2 separate regions of the Homo sapiens genome follow, and region 2 is linked to region 1. A link is a loop called in an ENCODE intact Hi-C map of the cell type or tissue named here. Cell type or tissue: PC-3. All regions are shown on one strand. Links, peaks and the distances in the headings refer to the core of each region. The heading gives the core; the rest is flanking DNA. Region 1 overlaps EDNRB-AS1 (EDNRB antisense RNA 1). Region 2 overlaps EDNRB-AS1 (EDNRB antisense RNA 1).

Region 1 (2,808 bases), core at 129-2,628:
AGAAGGGCCAAAATGCTTCAAGACAATGGGGTGAGCTAAGCACAGTGACTGGTGGTCACTCTTGGCAGGTGCCATGTTGGGGGAGGTTGGCTCTTACAGGCATCAGTCTCCAGATGTCAGTACACAGGGAGGAATAAAAAATAATGACATGACAATAAATTCCTTAGGTGATAGTTTTATAATGTCCATTATTACAAATAAGGAAGACAGAAAGAAGAATAGACTCTTGGTTGTTGGGGAGTGTGTATGTGTCAGTTGAGGGGAAGGCTCAGGGTGAGGATGATACGGGAGAGTCTAGGCAGAAAGGGAAATGGTAAGTTTGCTTTTGGTACATATTTAGTTTGAAATGCTGGTAGTTTATTCCATGGAGGTGTCTGGAAGCTGGGGAAAGATATAAAGTTGTTCTGAGTTTCAGTAGGTCACTGAAATATGCTGTCAGATACACCTTCATCCAGGTCCTTGGTTGATCAGTGTTTCCCAAAACTCTGGGCTCCCGATTCAGCCTCCAGTGGACTATATTTGTTGGCTGTTTCTGATTCTGTAAGTCCTGATTAAAATCTCCAAGTACTCCCTGCATGTGTAGGCCAGAATTATTTGGAATGGCTTCATCAGTTTTCTAGAGAAAACTATACGAGTATATAGTTCTTTCAAGAATTCACTCAGAAGTGTCTAGCAGTTTGGAGAAAGCAGCCTGGAAGGCCATGCAGTTTTTGCCTTCTCTTGGTTTTCCTGCTCTTCAGTGGTCATGCTAGTTCTTCTGTGTTTGTTTTTCTCCCAATCTATTCTTTTACTGCTTTTTACCCAGGAGGCTGATCCCTGAAAACTGCTCCCTTTCTAGATTCTGATTGGGTTCAGCCAATGAGAAACCCTGGCAGGAGATCAAAGGACAGAAGGAGAGATAATCAGGGTATTTCATCTCCACCTCCTCCCCTCTTTGGTACCGCATCTTTGGCAGTTGCTGAAATACAGCCCTTGCCTGTCAGAACCTTCTTCGTGGCTCCAGTTTTCATTGTATCTTGATAACACTATTTCCTCCCTTTTCTTCTTTAACCAAATACATAGTAATGACTTCCTTCTGTGGCTTATCAGTGCCTCAACATACTTTGTTGGTTCCTTTAACCTTTCCCCGAGCTCTGTAATTATTCCCTTTATTATAGTCTCTTCATTTGAATAATTTTGGAGGAGGTGTGGTGACTTCTATTTCTTCTTGAGATCCTGATTTATGAGTCCTGAAGAGGGACACAGGTCCCAGTACATCCTTAGCTCCAAGTGAGATCTTATAGCCTAGAGGAGACCAGGATTTCAAAGCAAGGCCACCCCCTGCCACTAGGGGTTCCACAATTTGATAATTTAGGTCATTTAGCGTACCAGGATCTCCTATTATATTTCCTACTTGTAGACTAAAAGGATCCCTAAATATTCTTTGTGTTCCAAGATGAATGTTAATTATACCACTCATGATTATAACAAGATGAGGTTTAGTAGATAAAGCAGCCACTCTACAGATATCAGAAAGGATAGTTAAGGATCTGAAAGATCTTTTCAGTGACATACTGTTTAGTGACTTGAACAGGAACAAATTATTAATATATTTTACTTTTAATGATGTGCTAACACTTTGTTTGAACTAAAGTTTCAGGTTTTCAACTAAGCATAGGCGTACCCAACATTTTTTTCCATAATAGTTATTGGAAACAAGGTTTTCATCTTATTTGATGTGATAAAATGATACTCTTCCACCCTCACATAATTATAGGCAGGAGCCTCATTGATGAATGTGCTATTTCCTTCATTTGCAGGTAGGTACTTACATTGGGCTTATCTAACTCAATGAGTAATCATAATTACATAATTACAATGAGAATCATAATTATTGCACACATAAGAACTGGGACTTTATTTTCCTGCTATTAAAATGTATTGTTTCATATTTAGAGTTGTGAGGAGGACTTTTAAAAGTATTAAAGAAATATATAAAAATGACTAAAATAAGTAGGAGAACTTTCTGGGGTCCTTAAAAATAGGATAGTGTTAAATAAAAATAAAAGATTGAAGGATCAATTAATAAGTACTTTATGGTGTGATGGGTACTGCTTATTCATCCCCACTGGGGAAATAACATAAGGTTAAAAACCCTTGTTCTTTCAGCTCCTCTCTGATCCCTTGGCTGGAATTTCTCATATCTGAGGTGTCTTTTTTACCTTTGTCTCAACAATTCTTCTGGGCCAGGCTTAACTACATGGTGTGACAGAACTCATCTTGAAGGATAAACATGACAGATTATTCAACTAAGACTCAATAGTGGCTGAGCGAAGAAGCTACATCCAGCAACCTGGCCACAGGGTAGGCGCTGGAATACCTCATTAGAGCCAGAGGGTTCAGTGCTGAGGGTAGCAAGTTCTTTTTACAATTAGTTATGCCTAATGTCCTATGTTTGCTCTGTCTCTGTCATTCCGTAGTAAATTTCTGGAGGCCAGGAATTGTGTATTCATTTCAATTCCCCACAGCATCTCATAGGGAGCTTGGCACCTGTATTATTCATCATTGACTTATAGCCAAGTCAAGGTTAACCTATAAGCACTAATGCTGACAGAAATGAATGAAATCCTTTCTTTTTTTGAGCATATCTCATTTTCCATTTCATGTGATTGAGGAAGAGAGTATTTGCTTTGAGATGAGGTTTAAATTAGATTATTCAATAAGATTCCTTCTGGTTCTAGGATTCCAGAATTAAGTGCCAATTAATGAAGCCTCAGAATGCTGATTGCCAAAAGAATTGATTACTTTGACTTAAGGTATATGCTAAGG
Region 2 (2,808 bases), core at 122-2,621, 52 kb after region 1:
AAAATTCCTGGCCACTAATGCAAAAAGAAAAGAAAAAAAAGTTACATAGCTTCCAATTGATGAATGAAGAAGCATACCAAGCTCTTCTTTAGAGATTATGTATTTCTGGAATGAAATTTTCAATGAAACTTTTCTAGGTTGACAGTAATGTAAGGGCATGAGTAGTGACTCGTGGCTTTAGCCAAAGCCTTGCAAAAGACTCCAGCACACTATTCAAATGAATACTTCTTGTAGAGACCTATTATGAAGACAGAGGCTATATACTTAAAATGGGTCAGAGAAGACATTTTTAGTCAGCTAAAGAAATGAAGAGACCTGAGAGAAGATCTTTTATTATTAACCAATTTTAGGTATAACTCAGTTACCCCAGTAGAATTAGTTTCCATGTCCAGCTCATGTAACAAAGTGGCCAAGTATACTCCTGAGACCTGATTTGCACAGGTACTCCAGTGTTCCATGAAGAGATCATTATAAAGATCTATCTGAACTTTGGCCAAGTTTCTCAATTACTTGAAATTCATCCACTGCCTGGGGAATGCTGTTGAAAGTGGAGCAAGCAACTTTAAGGGAAAAGGCTACCTCTGAGACAAAAGAAATAAGGACCTGAGTCCTGCTTTAGGACATAAAGAAAAAGGAGCTGAATGGACTTCCACAAGTGTGATACATACTGGGAGACATGTGCCTCAGGACATATGGCTCTCGTTGTAACCAATATAGAGTATCTGCTCTATAGGTACCAGAAAGAGAATTCATTCATGGAATAACTTCCATCCGCATGTGATAAGGATACCAAATATCTGAGGGTTGAGAAAGAATTTATCAAACAAATTTACTTTGGCATTATTTAATTCCTCAAATTCTGTCTTTACATAGTTTTCTTGGTGTAACTCTGGTTACCTAGTTACTGTTGTGTCTCTGTTAATTGGTTCAAGAGCCCTTCTAAATTTCTGAGTACCTTGTCCCACTGAAATTTATGGTAAGAAACTGTTAGATCCTCTTAATGAAAAATTAGAAAAATTAATCAATGATTTCCTTTTCTGTGGGGGTTGGTATTGTGAATCCTCAGATTTTTAGTTAAAAGTTTGTCAATGGCAAGTTACTTAACTCCTTTGTGCCTCATTTAGCTCATCTACAAAGTGAGAATAATACTTGTAAAAGCTGATAAGTTTGTTTTAAAAATTAAATGAGATAATGCTTGCCAAGGGCTTTGCATAATTCCTGACATGAAGTAATCACTCAATAAAAACTGGCTATTAAATATTTTGTGATCATGATAATTGTCTTCATCACTGCCATCATATCATCATCATCATCATCATCCTGGAGTGAAATACAACAATGGGTAGGCAAGACAAAAGATAAATAGGACACCTATTTTTGGACTAAAAGATTGAAGGGTTGGGTTGAGGAGAAAAGCATTTTTTACTAAGATAAATATAAATATATTAGAAAATAAATTTCAAAAATTACTTGGATTTTTAAGCTGAAATATGAGACATCAAAAAAATTGTGCTTGCAAAATTTCCTAAATCTATGCAACTTCACGTTAAACCTCAAATCCTTGGAGGTCACACATCCTCTTTCCTCTGCCATCAGTGGAATTTTTCTGGAAATTTTGGGAAGTGTCCTGATACAGCAACCCGAGTATAAATTGCATCTTAAATAGATTCTTTCACCAGAAGAGACATGCACCACTGTAATTCCCACTGGGACAGATACTGCACTGTGAGTTCTCAGTAATAATGATGTTGATGTAGTACTTGAGGAGACAGCTGAGGAACCAGGGCACGCATGGAAAACCCTGTGTATTAACAAGAACTGCTGCAGCGAGACGACTGCTGACACTCTTCCTCAGAACAGCTGGAAGAAACCACCAAGCCCTGGTGCTAACCTCAAGGGCTGCTACTGCCGACCTGCTGACCAGAGCTGCCAGTGGAAGCATGATGGGGTTAATCCTGCCGATGGGGTTAATGCTGAGAGATGGTCCTTCCAGGGTTCTCCACACCTCTCTATTGCCTCAGTATGAGTCACCTGAAGGAAGAAATGAGTATGTGTGTGTGTGTGTGTATGTGTGCACGCGCACGCATGTTCAAAACAGGGGACTAGGGAAAATTTAAAATCAGATCGGGATTTGTGGGAAGTGATGTTTTTCCTTCATCAACACTGAGGACAGAGACTGACATTGCTTGTGGTGCATTCCAGTGGGACTGGATGCCTGGAATTTAGGGTGGATGCTTGAATCAAATTAAAGAGACCCAGCAGTAAGTAGGCAACCAGAGTGTTGGTGTTGAAGGCAAGAGGGCTCCTAAGGAAGAACATGCCAGACTTAGGTGTCTCCTAGATTCTTTCTCAACTCTCAACTCAAGTATTTGGAACCTTTACCTAATGCTAGATGGAATTGAAGTCTTTTTCTGATTTTGGCAGAGCAGGTATTTTGTGTTGATTTCAAGGACAGCCGTATTGAGTGGATGCCAAATTTAAACTTTTAGTTGTGATCCACCGGAGAATCAATTTCTGCTGTGCTTGAGTAGAAGTGGAGCCTACAGGTGGAGCCAGGATTTTCCTCAGAGGTTTGCACTTCTCAGGCACTAACTCACGTTTGATATAGTCTTTTGAAGCACTGAAGTAGCAGACATCTGCCCATAGGACTTGTGTCCCCTCTTTGAACCCTATGATTTTAACCAGTTTACATTTTAGTTGTTCAAGGGCATGATTATATGAATTATATGAATACCTGTTATATGAACATATATAAGCATTTAAGTTGCATTTTTCCACTTATATTTGCAATAAAGAGTCTAGTAATGA

Evidence for each region. A loop is a pair of places that touch in the nucleus more often than their neighbours do. Peaks named below come from ENCODE experiments on the same cell type or tissue, not always from the same donor. Only the 100,000 strongest peaks of a DNase experiment are listed, where the experiment ranks them.
Region 2: a loop joins it to region 1, with 2.5 times the contacts of the local background. A loop is called at or near these places in 2 of 110 quality-filtered maps.

The regions. Positions count from the first base shown.
Region 1 is chr13:77,819,627-77,822,434 of GRCh38, forward strand. The region is part of intron 1 of EDNRB-AS1 (EDNRB antisense RNA 1); the gene reads left to right. Among named protein-coding and RNA genes, the nearest start is that of EDNRB-AS1, 2.1 kb to the left of the region's middle. In PC-3, for the core only: a CTCF peak has its summit at 1,328; no DNase peak of the experiment used is centred there.
Region 2 is chr13:77,871,335-77,874,142 of GRCh38, forward strand. All of the region lies in intron 6 of EDNRB-AS1 (EDNRB antisense RNA 1), which reads left to right. Among named protein-coding and RNA genes, the nearest start is that of EDNRB, 46 kb to the right of the region's middle. In PC-3, for the core only: no CTCF peak of the experiment used is centred there; no DNase peak of the experiment used is centred there.